Regions from separate parts of the Mus musculus genome. Here regions 2 and 3 are each linked to region 1. A link is a loop called in an ENCODE intact Hi-C map of the cell type or tissue named here. Cell type or tissue: left cerebral cortex. All regions are shown on one strand. Each heading gives the region's core, and the rest is flanking DNA. Links, peaks and the distances in the headings are about the cores only.

Evidence for each region. A loop is a pair of places that touch in the nucleus more often than their neighbours do. Peaks named below come from ENCODE experiments on the same cell type or tissue, not always from the same donor. Only the 100,000 strongest peaks of a DNase experiment are listed, where the experiment ranks them.
Region 2: a loop joins it to region 1, with 7 times the contacts of the local background. A loop is called at or near these places in 9 of 42 quality-filtered maps.
Region 3: a loop joins it to region 1, with 12 times the contacts of the local background. A loop is called at or near these places in 6 of 42 quality-filtered maps.

What each region holds. Positions count from the first base shown.
Region 1 is chr15:38,706,209-38,713,884 of GRCm38, forward strand. Gm45924 (predicted gene, 45924) reads right to left here. Exons shown (of 3, transcript NR_131206.1): 3 at 7,275-7,676. Among named protein-coding and RNA genes, the nearest start is that of Gm45924, 18 kb to the right of the region's middle. In left cerebral cortex, for the core only: a CTCF peak has its summit at 2,888 (motif pointing right); DNase peaks (open chromatin) are centred at 3,225, 3,627 and 4,113; H3K4me3 peaks cover 697 bases; H3K27ac peaks cover 1,292 bases.
Region 2 is chr15:38,914,275-38,921,950 of GRCm38, forward strand. No RefSeq gene overlaps it. Among named protein-coding and RNA genes, the nearest start is that of Baalc, 16 kb to the right of the region's middle. In left cerebral cortex, for the core only: no CTCF peak of the experiment used is centred there; a DNase peak (open chromatin) is centred at 4,557; H3K27ac peaks cover 2,477 bases.
Region 3 is chr15:38,974,517-38,982,192 of GRCm38, forward strand. It overlaps Gm33123 (a long non-coding RNA gene), which reads right to left and starts at 4,849. Exons shown (of 2, transcript XR_384058.1): 1 at 4,224-4,849; 2 at 3,719-3,859. In left cerebral cortex, for the core only: a CTCF peak has its summit at 4,269 (motif pointing left); a DNase peak (open chromatin) is centred at 4,294.

The sequences.
Region 1 (7,676 bases), core at 1,868-4,367:
TTCATTTACCACAGTCTAGGTGAGGTGAGATTCCCACCAGGAACCAGTTCCTGGTCATGTCCCTTGTGAACTCACAATAGCAGATCCACTTAGAAACCCCAACAAATGGCTAACTGAGGTGTCTATTAACATATCAACATGGGGCGTTGGCCACCAGTCTCTCAGTACCAGTCAGAGAGTCCTGGCTCCTTTCAGCACTTCTCACCATGCCCACCCCACTCGAAACTTCTCCAGCCCCTTGAGAAGGCTGAGCAGATTCCAGGACAGGCTTCAGATTAGCAGCTCAGGACATGAGGCCTAAATCTCTGTCTCCAGGAACTGGGCAATTCCAGGCAAGTCCAGCCCTCAGAAGCTGCCCTGCCACCTGGCCTGAGGCAAGGACGATGGGTCAGCAACAGTTTCCAGACTTCCTCAGCTACTTCCTCAGTAACTGTTTCCAGACCTCCCCAGCAAGTTTCCAGTCTCAACACCCTGGTAATGGAATGTCCATAGAGATGGACCCAACAGATTAACTCAGGTCACCGGCACCAGAATTCCCTACTGTGCTTTAAATTAGGCCTGCAAGCTCACTTGGGTGTCTCTATTCTGGTAATGGGAGGCCCCAGCATGCTGGACTTGTGCGGAATAAAACTCTCTTTGTGATAACATACTATTTGAGTCCAGGGATATCACTCTTCAGCTGAGAGCAGAGGAGGGTGTTAGATCTCCTGAAACTGGAGTTACAGTTAATTGTGAGCTGTCACATAGGTTCTGGGAACTGAACAAGGTCTTCTGGAAGAACAGCCAGTTCTCTTAACTGCTGAGCCATCCCTCCAGCCCCATGTGGCATGACTTTTAAAACATCAATTTTATTTTATGAAACACAATTTAAACAGCCTACCCAGGATTTCTAGGATTCTCAATAGTGATTTGCTTTCTGTCTGCCTGCACAGTTTGAGGACATGCATGCCCCCATGCTCTCTTGATGGGTAAGGAGTCTTGAGCACTGAAGTTTCGCTCCCCATTTTCTGTGTGCATTCCCTCTGCATTTGCCACACACATTGTTACAGCCTCAGCTACAGCCTCCTGCAAACATTCCTCTGCTTTCAGGACTGATATCCCAGATTGTCCCCTTGGATGGTCACAGAGTCTACAGTGACAGTCGTGAAATCAAAAGACTTGAAGCAGCAATGTACGTTGAATATAGGCCAAGGATCCAGTATGCACACACAGCCACTGAAGACAGAGGAAACCAAAACTAGCACTTTAAAACTTGGACAATACAGTCAGACATGGTGGCATACACCTATTGATCCCTTGAACCTAGGAGATGAGGCAGGTGGATTTTGTTTGAGGCCAACCTGGAATACACCATGACTCTCTATCTCAAAAAACAAGAGCTATCATTTAGTCCGTGGTAGATGCTACCATGGCTAGGTGCTGTCGTGTATGTGTGTGTGTGTGTGTGTGTGTGTGTGTGTGTGTGTGTGTGTGTGTAGCCGGAGTTACGTTTCTTCTTGTCCCCCAATTTAGCCCCTGAAATTCTGGGCTGATGGGAAACCTTTGAGATACTCTCCCTACTCTCCCGATGCCCAGAGTTGATAATTCCACCATGCCAGTTGGTCTTTGTACAATGTGATACATCAGCTCACTGCTCATCAAGTGCAACTGTGACTATTGTTGAACCACGATGTTCCTGTAGGGAGGCCTGAATAGGATAATCCTCACACGGAAGGGACATCTTCTGAGTGCCTACTGTGTGCTGGCCATTGTCAGCTATAAAAGATACAAAGAAAAGAAGAACAATGCTGACCCTGGAGACATTCCTGTCTCTTTTCTTTAGAAATATGAAAAGGTCCAAAATATGGTTCCCCCTTCAGTTCACAGACCCCTTTGAGCCTTTCCTTGTGGATGAAGATGTCTCTGTCCTGGTTCATCCTGAGGAGAGGGAAGGCAGAAGCTCATGTTAGGAATACTGGTGATCATCTGGAAAGCAATGAGGCTTCGGGAAGGCAAATGAGACCTCGGGCCACCCTAAAGCTGATGCGGGATGCCAGGCACTGCCAGGACACACGTTAGGAGAGACACATCTTAGAAGAGAGGTTGGGCTGACCTGTGGGGAGGCAGAAGTCTCTCAGAAGAGGGTTCCAGGCCACAGATGTTCAGGAGGAGAAAGCGCTGCCCTTGCACCCTTCTATGGGCAATGTAGGAGTGCCGGTCTGAAATCTGGAAGCTGATTGGAGCAGTCCCATCTCTGCCCCACCTTTGCCAGAGTCTGGGGCCTAGATCCAACCCCTGCGTCCACTTCTGAAGGATGGAGGCTGGGTGTAGCTTTCAGCCATCACCTCAAAGCATAGTGGATAGGGAAAGGAGCTGTCTGTCACGGATCGTTCTGTGTTAGCCACGTGCCAAGGCTTCCTCAGATATTGCCCCATAGAGGCCAGTGAGAGGGTTCTCAGCCCCTGTGAGGAGGACCACAGCTCTGACGTGGAAGCTTGCCCTGTGCCTCCTTCTTCCAAAAGCATGCCCTGTTCTCACCGGCTTTTAACCTTGGAGAGGCAGGTGACCCTACGTTCTCAGGGGAGAGGCAGGTGTCCCCACGTTCTCAGGGGAGAGGCAGGTGTCCCCACGATCTCAGGGGAGAGGCAGGTGTCCCCACGTTCTCAGGGGGAGAGGCAGGTGTCCCCAAGTTCTCAGGGGAGAGGCAGGTGTCCCCAAGTTCTCAGGGGAGAGGCAGGTGTCCCCACGTTCTCAGGGCTGTGCTTAGTAGATGTATTAACCAATTCTCTGAGCCTCACAGACCCTTCTAGAAGGGGCTCAAGAGTTTGCAAATTGAATGAATCAAGCGCAAACTCCACAACAACAAACTAAAAATCAAAACCCAGACAGGTCAGACTATCCAAACAGTAGGGGGCTCTATTCACTCATACGATAAAAGAAAAAAAATTTTTTTTTTCCAGTAAAGATTTGCTATGCCAACATGATTCTAAAAACTGCTCAAAAATAGAATACCATATTTTAAATTTAACATATATTTAAATAATTATTAAAACTTAAATAATTTATTTTTGGAGGGGAAAAAAAAAAAAACCTGCCTAGGCCTGAGAGTGTAACTCAGTGGCTTCAGACCCAGGACTCTCCTGCACAAAAGCCATTACAGAAAAGTCTTCAAAAGTGAGACCAGACCCAGCATTCACAGTATCTGACCAGGGTCAGCCACTGCCAGGCACGAGACTGGGGGGTAATTATCCTAAATTCACAGTAGCAGCTGTGACCTTTGCAGAGGGTTTGGTAAATGTCACCCTACACTGAGTGCTTTGGTCATCATCTCATTTAATCCTCAGAACAGCCCCGTGGTGATAATGGTGGCTGGAAACTGAGAACCTAGTCAGCTCTTCCCCATGCCCTATCTCCCCCCACGCCCAATGGCGCGCCTATCAGTCTTCCTCCAGTCTGTCTGGCTCCAAAGTTGAGACCTTAACCACCCGTCCCTACCACCTCACCATGTGGCAAATTACTTTTCCTTCTGGACTCTCAGTGGTGGTCTGGAAAGCAGCCAAGCGTTTGTAGGAAAGCTCTCGGTCTGAACTTGGAGGAGCTGGGAGTGATTATTACTCGTGATCTGAAAACAAGAAAAAAGGTCTGGGGGCGGGGCACTCTAGTTTGTTCTGAAGTCTGCGGTTGAGTGAAGGCAACCCAGTCATTTCAGCAGAGTGCTATGTTACCACTGATGGGATTTCGGGGAGAGATCCTTATTTCAGACTCCAGGTCTTTACCCCTCTGTTATAGTTCAGAGCAAGGCTGAGAGGGAGGGAACTTAGATTCTACGCCTGGCTTCTTTTCTTAGATGAATGAGGTCTTCTTCAGCCTCCTCGAATCTTCGTGCAAAGTTCAGGTTATTTGCTTGGCCTCCGTCAGAACTCATATAGGACAGGTCTGGTGTTGCACTGGTGGGCAGGGCAGCACCGTATGGGCGTGGCAGTGCAGACGCAGGGCTTTCTGTGGAGACCAGCATTTTCCTCAGAGCGGAGCAGCAGGCAGGCCCCGCAGAGAGGAAAGCTCTGCAGAGGGATATTTTTGAGACTGATGCAGAATCCTAAGTAGTGACGTCCCAGTGACTCAGCTGGTGGGTGGAAGTGATTTTCAATAATGACAGTATCACCATGTCCCTCCTCCCACAGTGTCTCACATCACCAAAGACGTGCGCAATAGCCCTGACCCCACTGACTCAGCTACTGAGCACCGCAGGAAGAGAATAAAGGGAACAGGGGCGGGCGGGCGCCTCACAGGCTGTCCCTCTGAACCGTGCAAACCATTTTGCATGTGGAGAGTAATGCCTTCCTCTTCCTCAGAAGCAAGCACAGAAAAACAAGGGTGGAAAAGGTCACCTTGTCCGTCTGTCCTCCAATTGTAAAACAGTCCTCCAGGAGTTAAGTGCTGCATAATTATAGCCACCATTATCAGGAAGAGGCCACTTGAGTTAATTAGAAAGGGAAGCCACCCAATTGCAGTTAAAAACATGTGGAGCTTGGTAGCATTTTTGAGAGAAAGAAACTGCAATGCTTAAATAGAGCCATTTACAGATGTCTTTTCAGACAGAACAACAGGAAAATCAGCTTAGCTAAGAAGTGTGGGTCATGGCCGATGTTTGGAGCTAATGAGTGACTGAAACAGTGCCTGTCACCAAGGCAGTCTTGTGTCCTTCCTGACCTCGGGTGCCTTCAGAGGTAAGGGGTCAATTAAGGACTTCTCTGGGGCTTGTGAAGGATTGTAGTGACCTTAGCAACAGTTAGCAGTGGGAGGAAGGGAAGGGTAGCTTCCTAGGAGCCGCCTTCTCATGAATAAACATGAGTTTGTCTTAGGGCTGTGTTGGAATAGAGATGCCAAGTGTGGCCAGAGTGCACCGCAGGAGCCAATGGCTGCAATGGTTGGAGGCTTCCGCTTCACCCCTCATCTATGCCGAAGTCTGGGGCTCCTACTGGAGAGCTGGAACCTGGAGGTTTTCTTTAATGGGCACTGTATTGAGAAGCATTTGGAGTGGGCTGGGGCAAGGCTCATTGTGCTTGATGCTCTGGATTCTAGCCCCACGGCCGCCACCCAACAAACCATTGAAGTCTGGAATTAAAAATAAGGTTCGGATCTTGCTGAAAACAAGAGTTGTGTGTGGTGGTGAATATCTACAGCAGCAACACACACAGGCGCCTCAAGTTCCACACCAGGAAGAAAAACGCCCTCTCTCCCTTCTCCTTTTCTTTCTGTTTCTTTGAACATTTATGTTAGAAAACTCAAAACTGTAAATTTTTCCTTCTTAGAAATGTACATAAATCCTTGGAGACCCTATTACCATTTTGTCAGCTCTTGGAAATGTCTCTTAAACTGGCAGAGGCCTGAAAAAAGTGTGGGACCCTCAGAGCTGCAGTTATAGACAATTATGAGTGGCCTGATATGGGTACTGGGAATCAAACCCTACAAGAGCAGCCTATGCTCTTAACTGCTGAGCCATCTATCCTGGCCTACATTCTTTTAGTTAATATGAAAAAAATCTGTCTGTCTGTCTGTCTGTCTGTCTGTCTGTCTGTCTGCCTGCCTGCCTGTCTTTCAGGATGGTCTTAAGCTCAATCAGCAGCCCAGGTTGGTCTTGCTCTCCAGTTCTTCCCACCTCCTCTTCTGTTTTATAGCTATGTGCCATCATGCCTACCTTCTTTTTTTTTTTTTTTCTTTCTCTAGACCATGTCACTGGCCAGGACTCCTAGGTAGAACAGGCCGGCCTAAAACTTAGAGCAATTCTCCTTCCTGCCTCTGCCTTGTGAGTACTGGAACTAAAGGCATGCACCACAGTGCTTCACATTTGATATATTATTAAAATTTTGATCTGCTCCACTCCTGAGTATATAAGCCAGGAGATTGTGTATATGCGCCCACAGAAAGACTTTCATATCATGTTTACAACAGTCTGTTCTTGGTAGCAGAACTGGAAACAACCCAAGCAACTTACCAAGAGGAGAAAGGATAAATGAAATGTACATCTATATGACAGAATGCTATTCTGTCATTAAAATCAATTAGCACCATGCAAAATAACATTAGTGACTCTCAAAAAACAGTATGCTGCTCCAAAGAAGCCAGACAAAAAGACAACACACAGTGATCTACAATAGCAAATTAATCTACTGTAGAGGAAGTAACTAAAAGGCGTGCTTTCCGCATCAGGAACAGGAGGAGCTGAGTACAGTGGGCAAGAGGGGCCTTGGAGATGAAGGGCATGACCTATGTCTGTGTGTGCATCATGGGTGCACATGTATGTGCAGGTGTGCAGAGACCAGAGGCCACCCTGGGATGCTGTTCCACAATTGATGCCTACCTTGTTGTGTTTGTCTTCTTTTCGTTTGTTTCCTTCCTTCCTTCCTTCCTTCCTTCCTTCCTTCCTTCCTTCCTTCCTTCCTTCCTTCCTTCCTCCCTCCCTCCCTCCCCCCCCCTCTCTCTCTTTCTTTCTTTCTTTCTTTCTTTCTTTCTTTCTTTCTTTCTTTCTTTCTTTCTTTTTGAGACAAAATTATGGCTTGAAGTTCATAGACTAAACTAGGCTGGTCAGTCAATCAGAGCCTGTCTCTGCCTCTGTGGTGCTGGGATTTTTATGCACTGCCCACCACTGCCTTTTCAATGTTGGCTCTGGGATCAAACTCCAGGTTCGAAAGGCAAACATTTTCTATTGACAGAGCTACCTTCCCCCATCCTCATGTTCTATCCTGCTTTTTAGAGTGGAGAGTAGATTAACTGTACCGGGAGAGTAGTTACAATGTATAAGTAGTGTAGAGAGCATATTAAGTTTATGGAGAGTGGTTACTATGTATCAGTAGTGTAGAGACCACATTAAATGTATGGAGAGTGGTTAATCTGTCTGTAGTGTAGAGCATGCTTACACTCGAACTGTGCATAGAAGTGGCTGTCTTTATCCATTTTAAATTCTACATTGAAATACCTTGGGCCAGGTACCGTATCAACAGTGGAAATTTAGTTCTTAGAGTTCTGGAGTCTGGAGCCCAACTCGATGTCAGGGTGGCAGGGTCCAGGGAAAACTCCCTTGACAACTTTTTTCTGTATCCTCACTGATGTAGGGGGCCATTGAATTCTCTGGATCTCTTTTTATCAAAGTAAGAATACTATTTATGAAGACTCTGCCTTATGACCTAATCACTTCCAACAACCCCACTTCCTGATGCTAGCTCCTTAGGGCTTAGGTTTCAAAAGAAATTTTGGTGTAAAACACAAATACTCAGTCTCCAGCAGTGGGCATATCTGATTGAATATAGAATATATTTAAGTAAAATTTATTCTTTAACACATTTGAAAGTAAAAATAATGCAATTTCTTTCTTATCCAAGGTGAGGCCTAGTTCACAAGGTGGCCTCAGTGTGGATGCCCCAATGTGGAGTCTTGTTTTGATACACAGTGCAAAGCTTGCTCCAGGGTTACTCCTAGTCCATCCCTGGACTTTGTAAAGATTTCACAGCCAATGGCCTCACACAGCTCCCCCGGGGAAGGCCTTTGCTGCCAGAATTACATGAAGCCCACAGTCAGGGGTCTGTGGTGAGTCATGATTATCTGCCTACAGGGAAGAAGGAGCGCTGTGATTCACATCAAGGTTAATGGGAATATTAAAGGGTTTCTTCCTGGGGGGAGGGGAATAGAAGACTCTGACT
Region 2 (7,676 bases), core at 3,051-5,550, 210 kb after region 1:
AGGTTTAATTCTAAGTCCTCAGGTGTCACTGGTCTCCGGGTGCAGAGGTTATTTGAAAAGCGATGAGCACGTTTTGGGCTGCGGAGATGGCTCAGTATTTGCTGCCCAAGCACGGAGGTCAGAGTTCAGACCAGCATTACCAGAGGCAGAGTGGATACTGGCACGGCGTAGGGTAGTCTGCCTATAATTCTAGCCTTGAGAGGCAGAGACGGGAGATCCTGGCTGGTGAGACTAGCTATCTTAGCTAGCTCTGGGTTTGATTGAGAGACCCTGGCACAGTGAAAGCAACGGAGGAAGGTCCCTAACAGCAACCTCTGGCTTTAGGGACCTGCACACATATGCACGCACAGGCATACACATGCAGATATGCACACCACACACACAAACACATGGAAAAGAAAGGAAAAGCAAAAAGTGCGTTTCACTGCCCCCACTCCGCGCCCCTCTCCACACCCACCTCCCCACACCCACCCCAGCTGCCTTCTCAGGACTCCCGTCCTTTTGTGAAGACCTCCTGGTGTTTCACGAACTGTGCTGGAGTCTGTTCCTCAAGACTCCTGGTTTTGCCTTTAAACAGAACCCTTTCTCCTCCATTCACAGCTTCACCCCACTCTTCCCTCACAATCCAGACACTGATGTCTATTTACTCCAGGTTTGATTGACACTTTCAGTGGAAAAAGAAGTCCCCTCCTACTTAATGCCATAGTCACAAATGCCACACCGCAGCAGCTCTGAGCTACGTGGTTTTGCCTGCAGAGGGCATTTGCTACTGTCAGAAGACATTTTTGGTTCGTCAGAACCGGAGCGTGTGGGTGATGATGCGATTGCAAATGGTAGGCAGAGGCCCGGTGATGCTAAATAGCTCCCACACCACACACCGCCCTGTCCTCAAATACCAACAGTGAAGACATTGAAATGCACACGGGGTGCTCCGGCACCCAGAGCACACAGGGCTAAGTCATGAAATGGGACAGGAGGCCTCTCTCCCTTTGGATTTATGTGGCAATCTAAATCAGGCCCCTCGTTTTAACGACATTCTCCTCCACTCCACGGGGTCGTGTTGAGCACAGGAGGCAGATGGGAGGACAAACCATTGCCTTCCCTTTAAATTGCCCCTGCCCCTGCCCCCACCTGGGGCTTCCCTGGGTGAGGCTCACTAGCGGGCTCCTTTTTCTTTTTTGGGTGAGTTATTTAGAGCAGGTGCTTAGTCTGTGATGCAAACACTCTGCAGGCATCCACAAGTCTGTCCCGGCATGTGAGACTGCAGGGCAGATTCCAGCTTTTGTACAAGCAAGGCAGAGACTCTTCTGAGGTGATGTTCAAGTGGTGGGGACTTGTGTAGGAATTTACAGGGCCACGCTTGTGATGTATGGTGCAGGACAGTTAGGACTCCTGGTGGCATAAATAAGCAAACATCAGAACCCAGAAAACAGAATAAAACTGCACAGTTGGAGAACCCATGCCAGGGAGAAGGGGACACCCAGGGGGCTTCATCTGCTCAGAGAAGGAGATGGGGGGTGGGGGTGGGAGAAAGATTGTGGGAAGGGGATGTAAAGTGAATAACTGAAAGGAAATTTAATTTAATTTTTAAAAAATGGGGACTTTGTTAGCTCAAAGGACAGGATGGCTTGGGGCAGGGGAGGTGGTCAGGTTGGCTTAGAAACAGGCTGGATTCAAGACTTATATGACAACACAGACCCATGTTTCCCTCTCCATTTCTCAAGCTCCTTTTGCAGCATCAACTACACCCTACAGAAGTTTTTACCCCTCTCCTGTGCCCAGACTCTTATAACTGTGGCAACTCACTGTATTTCCCAGGTTCATGTCCAACAGGGACACATAGCCTCTTGTCTGGTAGCTCCCGGGGTTACCGACTAAGGCCCAGTGATGGCCCCAGAACAAATTACATCTGCTATGAGAATGCAGAGAGGTGATTGGCTTCGCTCTTGGTCACATGCCTTAATTCAGGCCATGCAGTCTGAAAGCAGGTGGAGTTCCTGAGGAATGGTGTTGGACAAGCTAACGGACAAGCCTACCACCCGTGCTTCAGAATTGTCGGTTTCATGGACTTTGGGGTGGGTTAGGAAGGGAAGCTAACAACGAGTCCTTTTAGACTGACAAAGACTGTGTGTTGGGGTACAGGGTATGTTAGAGAAAGGAGAGCTGGCGAGAAATATATACAGTTTTGTTTGTTTGTTTGTTTGTTTGAGACAAGATTCTTACATAGTCCAGGCTAGCCTTGAACTTGCTATGTAGCAGAGAATGAACTTGAACTCCGATCCTCCAGCCTCCACTTCTAAGTACTAGATTACAGGTGTGTACTACCACACCCAGCTCATTTTAGGGCTCTCTAAAAGATTCTCTGGCTGCATATAATTCACTTATTTTTTTTTATAGATTCATAATGAGGAGAAAAAAAAACCCTTTCTCAAACTGTCAGTATCTGAAGGTTATAAACACTCTGAGATTTGCTATGTGTGATACTGCGATGGTATTAACATTAATTTATTCATGTTTTTCTCAAAATTGATTATGAAATCTCTTATTTTTAATAATGACTCTCTAAAATAATATCCCACCGTCATCTCAGAAACACCGAAAAAATGGAGGTTGAAATAATTCCTCCTCTATTCCAAACACTTTTTTTTTTTTTTTTTTTTTTTTGGTTTTTCGAGACAGGGTTTCTCTGTATAGCCTGGCTGTCCTGGAACTCACTCTGTAGACCAGGCTGGCCTCGAACTCAGAAATCCGCCTGCCTCTGCCTCCCAAGTGCTGGGATTAAAGGCGTGCGCCACCACGCCCGGCTAAACACTATTTTTTTAAGCAGAGGGCTCTGGTCTTATGCAACAGGGCAACACAGCATGAAGAAGAAAACTGTGCTGTGGGAAGATTCATTCTTCCTTCAAGGGTAGGAAGTGCGAGCGAGCGATGGAGGGAAGCTTAAGTGTGCCAGCTGGAATGGCTGCAGTCATTTAGAGACACACTGGGGTGAAGTGGACCCTTCAGGTGGGAACGTAAGCAGAGAGCCAGAGTCCATCAGAGGAAGTCCACGTGGAAGAGCACCACATATGATTACAGAGAGTGAAGGGGAGAGAAAACACGCATGCCTTGTGATCAGAAGCTAGCAAGCTGGTGGCGTGCTTCTCAGAGAGGGCAGTCACGGAAAACCATCAAAAGGCTATGGATGCGATGAGTTCATACCGGATATACTGAGTCTAAAGAACCCCAGAGGAAAGGCAGACTGCAGCTGGTTCTGTGGGCTGTCAATGGTGCGGCTAGATCCTCCCCATCTTTTTGCACAAATCTCTCTTAAATACAGTTTGCTCTGCCCCACCCCTTACGCTGTTTGAGGCAAAGCCCTCACTGCCTCCACTATTCCAAACATCAAAATTTCCGTCCTCCAGTCTAGGTTTAAATTCAGCATCCTTTGTATCTTTGATGTCTTCTCTAGTTTCAATATGACCTTAATTTTATTTTCCTGATTGTTAATTTAGTAATTGTATAAGAACAATATGCTTTAGCACGACCCTGTATTAAAAGGAAGTCAAGGACACAGAGCATTTTCTGTCTTAAGTGTTGACTATTGTTCTTTTTACTCTGAGACTTAAGTACAAGCATGAATTGACTTATAATGTCTTCTGGTTTCTATTTCCAACTCTCCCACTGGAGGTATTTAGGGGGTGATGATGGTACTTATGTCTCCATGACCCAGCAAAGCCTGGTGAAAGTCCAGGGTGAATATGACTTCTGCAATGACTTGATGAGATGAAGGGACAGGTGTAGAGAACTGAGGGTCACATTTAAGCCCACAGTGAAGACAGATGTGGGGTCTGAGAGAAGAACAAGATTATTAGGGTGCAGCCAACCAGATGAATATCAGGTAAGGCCGACTTTCTCCAAGCGTGATGGCCTGAGTGGGATCCCTGGGACCCAGACAGTACAAGAAGAGAGCTGACTGTCCCAAGTTGTTCTTTGCCTGCCACACAACAAGCTGTGGTGCGTGTGCCACAAAACAAGAAATTTAAAATAAATAGCAAATGAAAACAGAGCTCTTGGTGTGCACAGCTTTTTCTCCACAGTGGATAGCTACCTTTGCTTATTTGGGGAACAGAAACTCCAGGCTATGGAGCAGTAGTACAGAACCTGAATGGACCAGGCCTAGGATTGCATTTAAGATCCAGCATGACCTTGGCTCCTGGGGCCACCACAGAACTGCCTTCTTTCCTGATCCCTTGGAGGTCAGTTTGGCCCAGTTATTGTAAATGGAGAACTTTGGGAACTATGCACAGTCCTTTTGTTGTTGATACTGCTCTATAAGAGGCCCTGGGGCAGGCGGACATCCTCAGCCTTCACACCCCAGTGTTCTAGTCTGCCTTCTGTTGCTGTGATAAACATCATGACAAAAAGCAACTTAGAAAGGAAAGGGTTTGCTTCAGTTCACAGATTACAGTCTATCACTGACAGAAACCAGGACAGGCACTTACAGGCAGGAACTGAAGCAGAAACCATGGAGGACTGTTGTGTCCTGGCCCGCTTCCAGGCAAGCATCCTGTAATTTTCCTTATAGAGCCCAGACCCATCTGTCTAGGTCTGCTACTGCCCACAGTAGGCTGAGCCCTCCCACATCAATCAGCAATAGAGAAAATGACCCACGGACATGTGCACAAGCCAATCCAATAGAGGCAGTTTCTCAGCTGAGGCTCTCTCTCCTGAGTGGGTTGTGTCAAATTAACTACTGAAACTGACATCTTTGTTCCATTATGACACACCAGCAAAGCTTCTGTTTCAAAATGGAGTCTGTGTGTTAAGGTGGACTCAGCTCATATGAGTACTACTGACTGCATGCATGACAATGGCCCTGCACTGGAAAAACCAAGCATTTCCATTTTCCTCTCCTTTCTTCTTAAATTTTGCACTCTGATGAGGGGTTTTATTTGTTTGTTTATATTTGGTTTTGTTTGCTTGTTTTAGATAAGGTCTCCCTGCATAGTACTGACTAGTCTGGAACTTTCTATGTAGACCAGACTGGCCTCAATCTCATAGGGATCCACCTGACTGCTGAGTTCAGGAAAGCGTTGTAAACAAAAAGCTCCTTTCTAAGATGGCACTTTGATTTGGAGCCTTCTGAGCAAGATTTTCAATATACCAAGTCCAGGGTGGGAAGGTACTATCTTAGAAACACCTTCGGATGGTTAGGAAAAATCACAGGAGAAAGGCAGCCATCTAGGATCCCAGCCTCCAGACTGGCATCTGGGTCTTCTTTGCTGTTTTGGGGTGCCATGGGCCACAAGACAACGTCCATACTTCTTAACAAGGGACAATGGACACCAGGAGTTTGGCTTCTGTGTTTCCTTGGCTGGTCCTGTGTGTTGCCAGTTTCTCTGAAATGCCTCTCTTTGCAGCACACCTTGTAGCCCTGAGGTCTCCCAAACTCACACACCATGTTTTGCGTTGGACTTTCTTCCCAGATCCTTAGATCAGAGCACATCAGAGCCGGATGATCTCCCTCCCATGTAGATTTTTCTCTGGCACTGTTCATTTTTCCTTCAGCATGACAAAGATTCGGGAACTAGCCAAACCTCAAATTATCTGTCCTACAGAAGCTGGGGGCTCTATTTCTATCCCTGCCACATGAGTCACATTGCTGCCTTCTGCTCACCAGGAGCACTTGGGCTCTGGCAGAACAGCAATCTGTCTGCCAACTGCGTTACTCACATCTTTTATTTAACCTCTAACCTCCTGGTTGCATCGGTCCCTTGGGGCCTCTTCAGCTCTGGGTCTAAGTCCTTTTGGAGGTAGCCACCCTTTCCCCTTCCCTCCCCACCAGATGAGAGTTAGAGTTGTTTACTTGGCAAAGCTGATTGTTGGTGACATCCTCTTGTCCACACCCCAGTTCTCCCATCTTCTCTGCATGTTCCCCCGGCTCTCAAGAAAAGATCTGAAATCAAACGTTTGTAAGTCAAACATCTGAAATCAAACATTTGTGCCTGGAGGTGGGAAGGTATGGAGTTAATCCTGACTGTGCGCCAGCTCATCTGCTCTCTCTGATCCCAATCTTTGATGTAGATATCGTGATTCTCCTTTTATATGTGAGAAAGTTGAGGCTTAGTGATGTTAAGTCGTCGGGCAATGACTAAGACAGTAGATGGAACAAGATGTCTTTGGAGCCACACAGATCTGGGTTTTGAGTCTTCACTGACTGACTGTCATTGGGCAAGAGCTTAGGCTTTTCTGGTTTATACCGGGCAGCAGTCAGATCCATTTTCAGATAGACATTGCCACAGCAGAGTTTGACAACGGAAAGAGCAGAGTATGGATTACTCAGTGCCTCTGCTTGCAAGGGTGCAGACTAGGATTTGCTCCAAGGCAGTGAGTGCCTTCTCTGTTGTAGCACATACATCCCAGCCCCTAGTGAGTCTACAGCCAACAGCACTCACTGCATAAGGAGGAACCTAAGCCACAAACTCAAATTCTTCCGGTCCCTAGAAGAACAAAACAGAGATTCAGAGATATAGGCAAAGGGACTCAAATCTTGCTTCAACCACCAAGAAAAATGTCACCAAGTTGTGTGAACATGTTTATATGTGTGTGTGTGAAGAACTATGTGTCACCAAGGTGTGTGCACATGTTTACATGTGTGTGTGTGAAGGACTATGGAGGCCAGCCCTGGGTGTCTTTTCAATCATCCTCCACCCTGGTTTTTGAGACAGAATCTCTCGTTGAGCTTCGAGCTTAATGATCTTGCTAGACTGGCCAACGGCAAGCCCCGGGGGCCATCCTTTCTTCCTGTCTACAGTGCTGGGTTACAGGCTTGAGCTACCACACCTAGTTCTTCCATCACCCCCATCTCTCCCCCATGGGTACTGAGACTTGAACTCAGACCCTCAGTTTACATGACAAGCACTTTACCTACTGCGCCTTCTTTCATTGCACGACCAAATCTCTTTAAAACCCTCTGACTCTCAGGCTTTCACTAACCAGGCCGAGGTTTGTCCTCAGCATCCTTTATTCTCCCAGGCTTTCCCACACTCTTCTGCTCTTCTGTTCCTTCTCCGTCTAAAACCAACTGAATGTCTCTGTATATGTCTTTTCTTTGATTTCCTTTCCATGAGTTACCCAGGTTTTTCAACACAGAAGCAAGTGTGTGTTCTTCTAGCAAACAGACACCCTGCCCCTTTAAAGGCCTGTGTTGCCCAGACATGTAGATGTCTTTTGTTTGATCTCTGGCACAGAAGAATGACTTGACAGGATCGGTTCGTGTCTCCCTTGAACTCCAAAGCTAGCTCTGAGAGGGGCACAAGAGCCCTCTGCCTTTGAAAGAGGCAGAGAGATTTATAGTTCTGGAGGCCAAATCTAGGCTCAAGATTGGCTACTGGAGGCCTGCTCTGGAGAGATGAGGCCTTCTAGTTGACCTCACAGGGCAGAAGGAGCAGAGAGGCAAAGTGAGGCTGAACACCATATCCTCACACGGTGGGAGAGGGAACCAGCCTTGTGTAGGGTGGAACCCTCATGGCCATCACTTGATTGAAGTCCCCACATCTTAACACCACAGTGGGGATGAGGTTTCAACCTGACTCCTGGACACTCCATAGCACCCGTGCAAGCCATTTCAGTCACTAGAGAAAAGGAAAGACTATTTGGGAGGTTTGGTTTCCAGAACTGGGAGAATTTCTGTT
Region 3 (7,676 bases), core at 3,051-5,550, 270 kb after region 1:
GCGTTCAATCATTGGGCTGTGCTGTGCTATGCTGTGCCGTGCTGTGCTGTGCCGTGCCGTGCCGTGCTGTGCTGTGCTGTGCTGTGCTGTGCTGTGCTGTGCTGTGCTGTGCTGTGCTGTGCTGTGTGTGCTGTGCAGTGTTGTGCTGTGCTGTGCTGTGTGTGCTGTGCAGTGTTGTGCTGTGCTGTGCTGTGCTATGTTGTGCCCTGTGCTGTGCTGTGTGCTGTGCTGTGCTGTGCTGTGCCGTGTGCTGTGCTGTGCTGTGTGTGCTGAGCTGTGCTGTGCTGTATGCTGTGTGCTGTGCTGTGCTTTGCTGTGCTGTGCTGTGTGCTGCGCTGTGTGTGCTGTGCTGTGCTGTGTGTGCTGTGCTGTGCTGTGTGTGCTGTGCTGTGCTGTGCTGTGCTGTGTGCTGTGTGCTGTGTGCTGTGTGCTGTGTGCTGTGTGCTGTGTGTGCTGTGCTGTGCTGTGCTGTGCTGTGTGCTGTGTGTGCTGTGTGTGCTGTGTGTGCTGGGCTGTGCTGTGCTGTGCTGTGCTGTGCTGTACTGTGCTGTGCTGTGCTGTGCTGTGTGTGCTGTGCTGTGCTGTGCTGTGCTGTGCTGTGCTGTGTGTGCTGTGCTGTGCTGTGCTGTGTGTGTTGTGCTGTGCTGTGCTGTGCTGTGCTGTGTGTGCTGTGCTGTGTGTGCTGTGCTGTGCTGTGTGTGCTGTGCTGTGTGTGCTGTGCTGTGCTGTGCTGTGCTGTGTGTGCTGTGCTGTGCTGTGCTGTGCTGTGTGTGCTGTGCTGTGTGTGCTGTGCTGTGCTGTGCTGTGTGTGCTGTGCTGTGTGTGCTGTGCTGTGCTGTGCTGTGTGTGCTGTGCTGTGTGCTGTGCTGTGCTGTGCTGTGTGCTGTGCTGGGCTGTGCAACCCTGCCCAATGATCTCAGTCTTGTTAAATCAAGGAATCAACACACACCTTTTTACTTTTATCTCAGAACTTGAGCTCTTGTTGCCATAGACACTTCTTAGCCATAAGGCCAAACACTAGGGATTAAAAGTTACACTGTGGGGCAGGTGAACCATGCCACCAGATAGAAAGATTGGTAAGGTTGAAGAAGTTTCAAAACCCTGGTAAATCTCATAAATGAGAACAGTAGGCATTCGAATCAGCTCCCTGTCCCGACTCTCCTTGTCCTGGAGCACATGACCACGACACTCAACTAAGAGGTCCACGACAACCAGTCACATAGCATGAAAACCTGGAGTTCTCCATGCTAATGCGGTGTCTAGGTAGGTCCCAAGTGTTTAGCCAATGAGCTTCCCTTCCTGCAAAAGTTATTTAATCCCTGGTTCACCCTGAGTAAGATGTATCCATTTTCATCTACCATGAATAAAACAGTTTGAACAAGCAAGGACTGTCTCCTTCACCAAGGACTGCTGTAGGGGGTGGGGTAGGGTGGGGTAGGGCGGGGGCCTTTGCCATATAGAGTCTGCCTAAATCTCCTGTCAGGCTTCTCTCCCAGACCCTCAATACTTTTGGCACTCACTAGGAGGCAAGCAGGATTCTGCCCTGTCCAGGGCTCAGTGTGGGCCCTTGAACCCCTGTCCTCAACTCCTCAAGGTCCCCAGCAGTGTCTGGGTACACAACAGTTTGAGAACCACAGAATCTGTCTCAGCCCCCAGTTTCCCACCTGGAGAAACATGAGCTGGGACCCCCTATCTTAGACCATGTTTTGCCTTCCCTGAGCAGCACGCTGGTGGTGCGCTTCAGTTCACACGCAGACCAACATTACACTTGGAAGTTTTTATATTTTTACTTCTGATTTCCTCTTGCTTTATTCGCCATGTAAAAATAGCATGTATTTACTAGAAGGCTTTTTACACACAAGCCTTCCTGTGTTAGGAGTAAGAGAAAAGTGTGTTGGAGCATGTGATGGCTCAGCTCTGCACTCTTGCTCCTCTCCCATCTGTTGAACACAGCCAGACCTTTTCAGAGTTTAAGCTTTAATGTAGTGTGGGTGTTGAGAAGAACTTGGTGTAGTCCTGCCAATAGGGTTCAAGGCTGTCTTTCTAAGCAGTCAGCATCTAACACTTCTCCACACAAGGTGTCATTTTGTCTACTCCAGGATGAGTTGGGGAATACAGAACTCTCAGCGATAGAAACTTGAGCGACTCAAGAGAGTCTTTCAAATAAAATAAAATGCGGGGTTTCAGAAAATGTCACCACATATACACATACTGCCCATTGGCTCCACAAACCCAAGCTTACCACTGACTTTATTTCCTTTCATAACTAGAGTTTGTTGCTTTAGCTCAGGTGTATGGTGTTGTCCATCAAATTGTCCACCACAGGGCATTTGCTTAACTCAACCTTAAGGAGTGATTTAAACTCCACATCTCAACAGCCCCATCATAGTAATCTAGCATGAAGCTAAATAAAAGTGTCTCCTTGATAGCCAATCAATTCCTGTTTTGTTTAGTTGGATTTATGCTATCTTACAAACAGCATAAGAGAGCTATGAATTCTTACCAAGTCCAGTTCTTAACCAAGCCCTCTACAAACTAAGCTGCATTCCCAGCCCACAATGATTTCAAGCTTACATTTATTTAGTGTCAAGTCACTTTTAAGTATCTGACACTTCAACTAACATCATTTTAAAATTCCAACTGCCTGCCTATCACACACGGGATGTGTGCCAGATTCCCAGCAGAGCAAACATAATACCACACCCAGCATATTGCTTTAGCGCATCGATCAACCGAAAGGCACGAAAACCAGCAAAATGGAAGGCTTTCTGGATGCCTCCACGAGTTTACTATCAGAGCCTCCAGAGGGCCTCAGTCGTTACCAATCTTTTGAAGATGAACTCTTTCTCAGGAGATTTCACCACATCTAAACATATACTGTTTCCAACCATCCAGTCTTTTAAGGGCCAACTTTGCAATGGTTCCTTGTAAACCATTTATTCTGAAGATGCATTCTTTTTATTTTGACCAGTTTCTAAACAGGTGGCACCACAACCTCCGGAAGGTCATATGTACCCTCCTGAAGGTCATATGTACCCTCACAGAACACACTAACCTTCTTTGGCACCTCCCTTGGTTATGTCCAGCGTCACCACCTAACCTCAATGCAGTCAGGTTGTCTTCTAGCAACCTGACTTACCCACTGAGCTCAGTTCAGTTTTTGCTCATAGTCTAACTGAGTTAGGCACCTGACGTCCCCCTGCAAGGCCCAGTTCTAGTCCTGAAACCTGTCCAAATTTTGTTGAACCCAATCTCAGGCACTCAAGATTTCTCTACATGACTCAGTCCTGTTTGCCACATTTTCCAAATTCAGTCCAGACGGAGAAATTTGTCCCAGAGTGTTGATAAAAAGTAAGCTTTGAAGACTAGAGAGATGGCTCCGTGGTTAAGAGCACCAGGCTACTCTTCCAGAAGACTCGGGTTCAATTCCCAGCACCCACATGCAGCTCACAAACATCTATAATTGCAGCTCTTGGGGATTTGGAGACCTCTGGCCTCTACAGGCACCAGGCACCCGGCACCCATATATGGTGCACATATGCGTGCCGGCAAACACACACACACACACACACACACACACACACACACACACACACACACACACACATAATTAAAGGGGGAAAAACTAAAGGGAAAAAAAGGATTAAGCCTGGAGTCCACTGCCAGGAGGAGGAAGGGAGTTGTAAGGTCAAGAAGCAGAGAGCAGAGTGGAATGAAATTGAGGGAACCACTTTCTCTTTATCCACAGGATGGTAGTTGCTGGGCTCGTATCCTAAGACTGTTCCAGGATCAGAGGATTCCGTGTCTGTGCAAGGCCTCTGAGTCGACAGTGCACACACAAACGGGAGCAATCAGGACCCTTCAATGAGAGAGAAAGAGTGAACAGTGTTGTTAATGCTCTGCTCTGTCTTTACATGTAGGATCTTGCCTAAATTATCCACAGAGAATTTGGCCTTTGGAGGACTTGTCTTATTACTACTATAAAAAATAACATTGTCATTAACATAAATCACACTGCTGCTGTGTCTACATGGCGTGTCAACAGAGGTCCAAAGTACGTAAAAGCCTCTTAAAGCTGACAGGGTCTGAGACAAAACCGAGGCGAGGATTTAAAAGCACTTTGTCAATGGAAAAGTGCCAAATAAATGTCTGTCATTGTTATTAGATGAACCAAGGGAGGCTTATTCAGTTTGACGTTTCAGTTCATGTTGAAAAATACCAACCAGTTTCCAATTCAGTCCGAAGGCAGTATTTATTGGTGCCATCTGCTGGAAGTTTCTGAAAAATTGATGAAGCGAAGGTGAAACCGCCCAAGCGATGAGGTACACGGTGCTTTGAGTTTATGTGTTCTCCGCACAGTCGCGTCAAGGCAGGTGATGTTCCTGGCAGGCACTTCTCATATTAGACTTTGCACTATAAAACATTTTGTGCTGGTAAATGAGCACGGTGCTTCATGAAGCACCGTGTCTGTTTGTTCACGCTTTCACAGAGAAGTGTGACCGCTCACACGGCAACCCCGTCTCATGAGGCAGACATGTAAGGAGCTAGGACTAGCTAACCAGCTCGTAAGGCCTGTGGGTCAGTAGATCGACCCAAGCAGAATGCAAAACAAAAACTTCATGAGGGAACTAAGGAAGAAGTCTCTTAAACTCAGTGTGTGAGATCGTCTGCAAAAAAAGTATCAAAAGCTACCATTTATGTAGAATCAGAGAAAAGGGAGAATTACTAAAGAGAAATTCACCTTGAGGGAATCTCCATCAGACAAGTAGAGGCAGGACCAAAAATAACCCAAGCTCTCTTCAGCCCTGTGAAACTTTACTGTGTCACATGGTCATGGTGAATCACTGGACTAGACTCAAATTAGTGTAGTATTCTGTCTATTAAATGGACCATGGATTTCAACATAAACTGTTTATACCCTGAAAACAAATATAATAGTCATAAAACCTAGACCATTATGAGTGAATTCAGACCATAGCAAGTGCACTGAGTTGTCTCTCTACTTAGCAGATCCACGCAGTCAGTTCATTAATCCTGTAATGATGCAATCTTGCATTGGAAGTAACTGAACTGTGTGGATCCACTCTGTGGAACACTGCTGAGATCTACAGGTACGTGAAAGTTATCAGTGGTTCTTAAACTTTAAGCATGCATCAAAGTTGCCTGAAGGGCTTCTTAAAACACACAGGTCACTGGGGTCCCACCCCAGGCTTCTGACTCAGAAAGCGCAGGGAGGGGCTGAGAACACGCAGTCTAGCAAGTTCCCAGCTGCTGCTGCTGTTGAGGTCTGGACCTGGTGCTACTGATTTAGATTGACAGCATGAATTGACAGCATGAAAAGGCAGTAAAGGCAAAGCAGCCATCAGACTTCCACACACATCTAAATGTTTTATTCTGGTTTTAAAAACCAATGCAGGGCTAGTGAGATGGGCCAGTGAGTAAAGGCACTTGTTGCCGAGTCTGACAACCTAAGCTCAATCCTCATTCCCATAAGGGTGAAGGAAAGAACAGACTCCCTTCAGCTGTCCTCTTACCTCCCATGTATTCCATAACACACACACACTAAACAAAACATTTTTTAAAGCAACACAGGTATATAGTGAAAAATAAAAACAGTTGTAAGAAAGAATATTTTAGTTTAAATCTCAACACCAAAAAATAACCACTATAAACATGTGGCATATTTATTTTCATGTTTCTTTTGCTGGGTATGCATACATATGCCAGATATGTGCCTAGTATATATGAGCCGTGTATAATCATGCCATATATATAATTTTTGCATATTCTCCCTTTAGGTATAGTATCTTGAATATTTCCAATATTATTCATAAATTAGCCAGCATAGAGTACATTAAGGATCAGGTTATTTTCCTGAGCTACTAAAGAATTAAGATCCTTGGATTTCTTGAAGATGGATAGAACCTGCCAGAGCTCACTGCAGGAACAAGGAAGCTGGGGTGTATATTGAGAATTTTGGTTTCTTTAAAAAAACACAGAAATATTCTAAGAATATATTTTGGTTTTAATCATAGGTATGGGATATGGGGCTACTTCAGATTCTCCACAGCATCTTAGCCTTGTGTTCTAGCAGAGGTGTGGTTTTGACAGCTGCATACAGTTTTTGTGAGTGTGTGATGTTTGGGATTCTGGGAACTCTTCACAGGGTACATAAATGCTAGGGCCTCAAGAGGCAGTGTGGGTTGTGAGTTGTTGGTAGGTTGTTGTTGGTCTCAGTTTGTTACGTAGTTGTCCACAAAGAAGAAACAACAAGAAGAAATTAGATATCCTGTTGGTGAAGGTCAAACTTGCCCCAAGGAACTTGATGCCCCTAACCAGCAGGAAGTAGCCCAGCAATAATGTCTCCTACTTTCCCTCTATCCTTTTCTCTCCTATCTAGTGTTAGAGTTTCAAGGGGTGGAAAGTAGGTGGAGAGGGATAGGAGAAATGAGGAACCCACAAAGTAGACATAGCAGCTACAGGGGTGTCTACTCTACACTCCCCACTTGCCATTAGTAGAGCTCTTTCCAGGACACAGGATTTCCTGATTTGCCAGTTTTCCACTGCTTGAGCCCGAAGAAACCTTTCAGCAAGCCCTGGGGCCTTGCTACCAGTGCACAAAGAAGTGATAAACAATGATGACCCATGGTTATGAGTGGAACCAAAAGTATCTACTCAGGCAGTTAATGATGAGTAAGGATGGAACCCCCTAAGGAGACGACTGAGAAACAGCTGTCTTAGTTAAGGTTTCTATTGCTATGATGGAACACTATTGTGTAAAATAAAGGATTCCATGATGGGGTTCCTTCCCACCTTAGACCATTTCATTTATGGTCCCCAATGAAACACATACACACACACACACACACACACACACACACACACACACACACACACACACAGCCTTTATATTTTAATATGCCTTAGGCAGCACAATAGCTGGGTAACTGCCTCCACTCTATGCTGTTAGAATCCACTTTCCTACTGTTAACTCTGAGTTACTGCTTACTAATTTCTATGTCCCAACTTGGCTGCTCTTGACCCAACTGAGCAGCCCTCTGGGCCACATCTTAGCCCTTAGCACATGGTGTCTCTCCTTCTCCCTCCTGCACATTTTTCTTTTTCTTCCATGGTGGCCTCTCCTACTTCTCTCCTGCATGTTCTTATTATACCATGAGGGCTCCATTCTCTTTCCTTCTCTGTGGTCTCAAGCCTGGGAAATCTAAAACCCACTTATGTCTCTTCTCCCAGCTATTAGCTGCTGGCATCTTTATTTACCAATCAGAATCAATGGGGGGTGGGTCCTTCAGGCTACCTGCAGACTCCAAATCTTGGAGGCCAGCACTTAGCATTACAATAAACAGTAAAAGCCAAAATCTTAACCCACCTTTGACTAAAAACAACTTGGGAAGGAAAGGGTTTATTTGGCTTACGATTCCATATCACTCTTTATCATCAAAGAAAGTCAGGACAGGAAATCAAACAGGGCAGGATCCTGGAGACAGAAGCCGATACAGAAGCCATGGAGCAGTGCTGCTTACTGGCTTGCTCATCCTGGCTTGCTCAGCCTGCTTTGTTATAGACTCAGGACCGCCAGCCCAGAGATGGCACACTCACAATGGGCTGGGCCCTCCCCTGTCAATTACTGAGTAAGAAAATGACCTACATACAGGCTT